Linked DNA regions of Homo sapiens: region 2 is linked to region 1. The links are chromatin contacts, found by Hi-C in ENCODE. All regions are on one chromosome and are shown on one strand. Each heading gives the region's core, a stretch centred on a gene start or an enhancer-like site at or near the end of the contact. The rest is flanking DNA. Distances are from core to core; before and after follow the strand shown.

Region 1 (3,663 bases), core at 585-3,084:
GCCAGGAGAATCACTTGAACCAGGAGGTGGGGAAAGAAAAGAAAGGAAAAGAAAAGAAAAGAAAGAGAAAGAAAGGAAGGAAGAGAGAGAGAGAGAAAGAGAGAGAGAGGGAGGGAGAGAAGGAGGGAGAGAGGGAGGGAGGGAAGGAAGGAAGGGAAAGAAAGAAAAGAAAAGAAAAGAAAGAAAGGAAAGAAAGAAAAAGAAAGAAGGAAAGAAAGAGAAAGAAAGAAAAGGAAGGAAGGAAGGAAGGAAGGAAGGAAGGAAGGAAGAGAAAGAGAAAGAAAGAAAGGAAGGAAGGAAGGAAGAAAGAAAGAAAGAAAGAAAGAGAAAAAGAAAAGAAAAAAGAAAAGGGAGGGAGGAAGGGAGGGAGGGAGGGAGGAAGGAAGGAAGGGAAAAGACAGAGAAAGAGAGGGAGAAAGAAGGGAGAAAGGGACAGAGAGAGAGAAGGAAAGAAAGAAAATAGAGTGGAACTACAAATGTTAAACCTTGAGTATTAAGGATCTGTTCTATAACCAGTGTCACAATGGCAAACTAACTCTCCAAAATAGGGGGGAAACATGTAATAAATCAGAAGAAAACTATGATTTCAATCTAACCTTGAGTTTATAAATCTCATTCATTCTTTGCTTCCTTATGCGTAGAATGAGGAATCCCTTGCAGGGATAAAACCTTCATTATTTTATGAAATGAAATGAGGTCTTTTATGATCAAGATTTAAATTATGTTCATTAACGGTTATAGCTTTCTAGTTTCATTGTCAGGGCGTGGGGACACAAAACATCTGCCATCTGCTTGCTAGTGGTTGCTGACTCGTAAAATGGCATTTTCCCTCTTCTCTTTACATAATCATCACTGAGACTAGTTAAGTGATTTGACTTTGCCTTTTTAACACCTAGTCTTGAGCCTACTGTGAGGAGTCATCTAATAAGTCAAATATCTGTATAACTACTGTAAGCATTTTTTATATCCAAATTTTTTTTCCTCCAGGACCTAAGATTAATTCTACCATTAAAATTTTAAGTACCTGATTTTCTAGAGCCTCTCTAGGTACTGGCTTACTGTATGCAATTGTCTGAGGTCCTCAGGCATCCCTGGCTTTCTAAAGAAGTTGAAAAGAAAAACATAATAATAATCAGGGCTGATGCTATCTCACTAATCCCAGTTTGGTACACCATAGCTGTTTTCAATAGCTTTTATGCTTCAGGTTATACAGAAAGTAGAATTTTCCAATTACAATTTTTTTTTTAAGACTGCAATGCAAGAGTGGTCCCTTTGACAAAGGAGATTCTTAGGCAGAATCTCCCAGCGTCATTGACAATGGGCCACAATAATTTCTCTTCTAAAATATTCCTACATGATTCGTTTATTGCACTAAATAAAAGTGAATGGTGGCACATGCTCACATGGAATATCATTTGAAATCTCTCCAAGGGCTTCTTATTACTTTAAAAACACCCCATTACAGTAATTTATTGTTACACCTTATTCACTCGTGCTTGCTTCAAGGGCTGTAATTAGAACCTGGAGAGCCATCCAGGGGCACATGGCCATAGGTTGGCCATATTGCTCCAAGAGACTTTCTAAATTTTTATTATGGACATGAATTTTCAAACATACCCCAAATTAGAGAGAATAGCACAATGAACCAACATGTACCCAACACTCAGCTTTGATAATTATCAATTCATGACTTTTCATGATCTCACCACCTTTCCATTCACTCAATCATGTTTTAGATTCCAGAGAGGCTTTCAAAGGAAGTCGTGGAATCTTCTGTGGCAATAACAACCATTCACATTCACTCCCGGAGATGTAGACTTTCTTGTGGCCTTACAGATTGATCACAGCCATCAAAGGAGGAATGAACACGTTTCCTGAGGCACTCTATTTACATACTCAGGGTTTTTCATCAATCATGTAAAAGAGAGTTACATTTTCAGGTCAAAGTGACTCATCAAGCCAGAGGGGTGAGTCATGGAAGACATATGACGCTTTCCAGTTTAACCTGCTGTGCGACTATGAACACCTGTAACAGTCATCTTGCCATAAATCTCTCCCTGACCTTTCTGTGACAAGAGAAACTGCTACCAAATCCTGAATCCTACCTGTATAGTAAGAAATGATTTCAGTGTTTATTGCAGAAATCTTCTATTTGGAGAATTTAAATTTAAATCAAATTCAGAGGCAAATTCATATCTTACTTTAGAAGTAAAGCAAATCATTGGAAAAAGCACTGGGGGAGAGAGATTGAGATAGAGAAAGAGAGAGATTCTCTTTCAATCAGCAATTCTGTGTCTATTAGTTTTTCTTGAAATAAGCAAGTCTTGAAAGATGTATGTACTGGGTGTTTATTGCAGTAGATTGAATATTACGAAAATATTGAAAATTATCCAAAAATCTAAGGCTATGAAACTTAATTATGGAATATTCATACAATGAAATATTATGAAGTCTTGAAGAATGATAGGAAATTGTGATATATTGTTTTAAAAGTTGTATCTTCAATAAATAGTGAAAAGAGGAAGATATCAGAAAAACCTACAGATTAAAAGAGACTTATGAAACTTTTTTTTTAATGGGGGAGACAAGTTCTCACTCTGTTGCCCAGGCTGGAGTGCATAGTGTGATCATGGCTTACTGCAGCCTCAACTTCCTGATCTCAAGTGATCCTCCTGCCTCAGCCTCCCAAGCAGCTGGGACTATAGGTGCACACTACCATGTCCAGCCAGGAAACATATTAACCAGTTGCAATGTACTGCATTGCCCTCATAAGTCTAAGCATGCACACATACAGAATATTAAGGAAATGTAAACACTGACCAATTATTGAATTATACTATGGAATTTTTATAATTATTTTTAAGTGTGATAATGGTTTTTTTTTTAGTTCTATATTTTAGAGAAAAAATACTATGCTGATTGGAGAATGTAAAGATATAGATGAAACAAGATTGAGGAAGTTTGAAAGTTTACTATACACTTCTCTCTACTTATGTACATGTTGAAAATGATCCATTTGTTAAAAGGTTTTTTTAAGTTATAAAACAGTGTGTATACTGTGACCCTATTTGTTAATTATTTTAATATCTTTTTTCTTATTCTTCTATAAAAGACATGACAATATTTTGAGGTAAAAATACTTTTTACTTATTCATGTATTTATTTTTTGAGATAGGGTCTCACTCTGTCACCCAGGCCTGAATGCAGTGGCATGATCTTGGCTCACTGCAGCTTCTGCCTCCCAGGTTCAAGCGATTCTTCTGCCTCAGCCCCTGAGTAACTGGGATTACAGGCATGAGCCACCATGCCTGGCTAATTTTTGTATTTTTAGTAGAGACAGAGTTTCACCATGTTGCCCAGACTGGTCTTGAACTCCTGACCTCAAGTGATCCGCCCGCTTCGGCCTCCCAAAGTTCTGGGATTACAGACGTGAGCCACCACACCTGGCCCAAACATACTTTTTATAATAAATAAGTAATTTGACAACTTGAACTGATTTACTCTAGCCATTAATCTCTCAAAATTTGCTGTTTTCCCATTATATCTAATATACTACTGAGTTTACAGTTCATAAACTATTAAAAATGACAGCGTGAGATGGACTCACATGTTGTCTCAAATTAAGATCTTCTATTATCATAAGGCCCATCCATCAGTTGTGAG
Region 2 (3,663 bases), core at 761-3,260, 1.9 Mb after region 1:
ACACGTGAAAATGAACATACAATTATACAAAATCTGTAAGTGTCTATACAGCAGGAATGCTCTGGACATAGCACAGAAAAGATGAAGGTTGATGGTGTCAAAGAAACGTACCTAGGTTCTCCTCGTTTGGAGAACCTAAGTTTTGAAATACTAGGCATTTGAAATCTCATGTAGTAATATTAAATAGTTGTTTAACAAAAGATACATAGTTCAAAACCCATCTTATACACAAAAATGCTTGAGATAAAATATTCAAAGCATAAACCATGGATTTAAATTAAGAATCTAATCTTATGGAATTCCTACAGTTTTCTCTGTTGATCAATGTTTAGAAAAGAAACGGAAAGAAAAGAAAAAAACAAGAAAAGGAAAGCTTTCCAAAAAGAATCAGGTTAAAAGATTCTATTTCAGCTTATAAAATATGCTTGTTACTGGGGAAATAACTCTGTAAAAGTAAGAAAGCAGCCAGCTGAAGTGTGACCCTGCTGAAATAATCTAGGCAACAAATGATTAGAACCTAATCCAGAGTTATGATGCACCAGCTGAAGAAGTGTGCCTGAAAAAAATATTATTAGAGGAACAAACAGCAGGACTTCAGAACAGAAGAATCAGCCAGGATACCCTCTTCAGTTCTTCCTACACTAAAGTTAAATGACCCTAGAGCTTAAGACGCATCAAAAGAAACCAGCGTAGCCTACACAGAAACTCATATTTTAATAGAACATTTATAAAACACAGAGGGAATACATAATCCAGAACACATCTGAGCACAAAGACCTTAATTAACATAAGACCAAGAAGCTAAAAGTCAAGTATGACATGAACCTTGCCAAAAAAAAAAGCAAATTAAGACAAAAAGAAACTTCGAGCTATATAATTCAGAGCATGAAGAAAAAAGAACTGATGGGATTACTAAAAAAGACAGAAAAAAACTATCTCCTACGTTATTTTGGTCAAATCTATCAATACAAATAATCTTCGCATCTTAAAAATGTTTATAGCTTCTAACCTCAGAATTCAACTTTCAGACTTTATCCTTACTAAATAATGATAAATTTTGAAAAAGTTTTAAATATAAAGAAGCTCATCAGAGTATGATTCAGAACAGTGAAAAAAGTGATTACCTAAAAGGTCAACAACTGGGAAATGATTACGATTCACTCAATAAAATGTTATGCAACCATTAAAATCACTTCTTAAAAACAAAGACTATATAGTTTAAAAACTCACAATATCATATTAAGTTAGAAGTAAAATACAAAAAATACTTGTGCTGTGATTACATCTACTATATGGTGGGAGGAAAAGAAAATGTACTAAGAAGTTAGTGGCTGTATTTGGGTGGTAAAATTTTGTTTTTCCTTTCACTTTTTTCTGTATTTTCCAGACTGCCTTTAATAAGCACTAATTCTTTTATAATAAAAAGGACATTAAAATATTTCTTCAAGTAACTCTATCAGATGAAATATTAAAGAGCTTTGAAGCTCAAAAATATGAGGACATGGGAAGTGAGACTACAGCTGCTTCAAAAAGTCCAGTCTTGCTGGACCAGACCAATTAACCCTGGGAATTCAAAGAATTTGAGATCTGATTGCAGAGCATAGAAAAAAATCTGAGTACAATAATAGTACACTTATATAACACTCCTATGTGCCAGGCCCTATTCTAATGCTTTATGTATACTAACTCATTTGATCCTCATAACCCCACAAAATAATATTATTATGATCCTCATTTTACACATGAAAGAAACCCAGATTTCAGAGAAGTGACTTGCCCAAGGCCACAGCCAATAAATGACAGAGGCAGGATTAGAACCCAGGAATCTGGCTCCAGAGTGCACTTTTCTAATCTTAAGGAGAAAGAAGCATGGTGCTAGAATACTAAAGATAAGCAAAAGCTGCTCAGATTTTCACAAGGGAAAATAAAAACAGTCAATTTAGACAACTACAACTTGTTGAAATTAAAAAAAAATCCACAGTAAATGGATAGTCTTCAGAGGTACGTCAGTTAGCCCCACCCTATTAAACATTACGTCAGTCACTTAGATGAAAGACTAGAGGCACAATAACAGAAAAAACTGATTTTACACAAATCAGTTATACAAAACTGAGTTGTCAATAAATATTGAGATAATCTATCATGATTCAAAAAGATATCCTGAAGCCAGAACAATGGGCTAATCCAAACAAGATTAAACTATATGAAAAGAAATGCAAAGTTCTGCTTCGAGATTCAAAACTCAACTGTACAAGTATGGAATGGAAAGAGAACATCTGAACCACTTTTCAGTTCAGTATGAGTCAGCCTATGACTAGTAGAAGCACTTATTTCTAAAAGTACAATACTCGTATCAGGGAAAGTGATTGTTTCAATTAATTTTGCGCTACCAAACCACACAACAAAATTCAGCCTGGGAAAGGAAATAGAAATCACAACATGATAATATAAATGTAGCTAGGGGAAAAAGAAAAAAAAAGTTTTGCTCAGAAAAGAGAAGGAAATATCAAGATTTTGTAGCTATCTTCAAATAATTTTTAAAATGTCATCTGGGAGAGGCATAAGACTTGATTTTCTGTGGTTCTGAGAGCAGAAATACGTGGGAATTAGGAAATAACACAGCTCAGTAAAAGGACAGGTTTTTCCAATAAACTATAGCTATCTACAAATGGAATAATCATTACTAAAAGTGTTTGAGCAAACGTTGAACAGAGATGACAAAGTAAGTACTACCCTTAGTAAGAAGCTGAACTGGAGGTCACAATTTATACAGTACCTCCAAGAAGTTTTTGTTTCTTATCTGTATGCATAAGGAATTAGTATCATTTGCAAGGAGAGAAAAAATAAGAGACTGCATACTTCAGATTTTTTAAGAGAAATTTATTGTCTAACAAGAAGCATGTATTTTCATCTATCAACCTGAAACTCACAGATTACCTCATTCCAGTTTAAAATAACCATTTTAAAATATACTCCCCAATTCTACTTTTAGGAGTGTTTTACAGAAGCACACTGTGCAGACACATATAAAAATATTCACTTGCCATTTACAATATAAAAAATTGAGAACTTAAATATCATTTTATAGTGAACTGTTTAAATAATGCTATCTCCAAAAATTGAGTAATTAGTCAGACTTTCAACAGTATGATGAACATCAATATACAGTGCTACAGTGTCAATTTATTCGTGTGTAAATTTATAATGGTGAAAATATACTCAACAAAAAATGTTTTAAAATATTATCTCTAGATGGCAGATTTCAAGGAGTAATCTGCTTCTTTATGTTTTATTACAGGTGCTCAATTTTCTACTAAGGTTATGTAGTATCTTTATAAACAGAAAAAGAAGTATTTTTAACCTTTAGGAAATTCTTTTGGCTTCTGGATTTTTTCCAGTATTTTGAAGTGTTTCCTCAGAAAAGATTCGCAGAAGTAATATTAGTTCAAGAGGTAAGGCCATTTATAAAAACACTTTAGAGTTTATATTAAGCCCATTATGATTATACAATTACCAATGGTTAAAAATGTTTATCAAAGTATTCTAATACAAATTCAGAGCTAAGAAAATCTGTTGAAAACATTTTCTAAAAGGCATGGTGGGGGAGGGGGAGAAAAAAGATTTATACTGTAGCAGTATTAAAAAGAAAAAAGTGGCCAGGGC

What was found. A loop is a pair of places that touch in the nucleus more often than their neighbours do. Pooled maps may share reads with other maps.
Region 2: a loop to region 1 is called in a pooled map, with 10 times the contacts of the local background. The contact joins two enhancer-like sites. A Hi-C loop is called at or near these places in 4 of 50 pooled maps.

Annotation. Positions count from the first base shown.
Region 1 is chr9:107,242,042-107,245,704 of GRCh38, forward strand. No RefSeq gene overlaps it. Among named protein-coding and RNA genes, the nearest start is that of RAD23B, 39 kb to the right of the region's middle. RefSeq lists an enhancer at 1,483-2,682. Within about 2 kb of position 1,835, at least 6 of the 41 ENCODE cell types and tissues checked have a DNase peak (open chromatin) inside an H3K27ac peak, as active enhancers do.
Region 2 is chr9:109,108,606-109,112,268 of GRCh38, forward strand. The region is part of intron 1 of TMEM245 (transmembrane protein 245); the gene reads right to left. Among named protein-coding and RNA genes, the nearest start is that of TMEM245, 9.5 kb to the right of the region's middle. Within about 2 kb of position 2,011, at least 7 of the 41 ENCODE cell types and tissues checked have a DNase peak (open chromatin) inside an H3K27ac peak, as active enhancers do.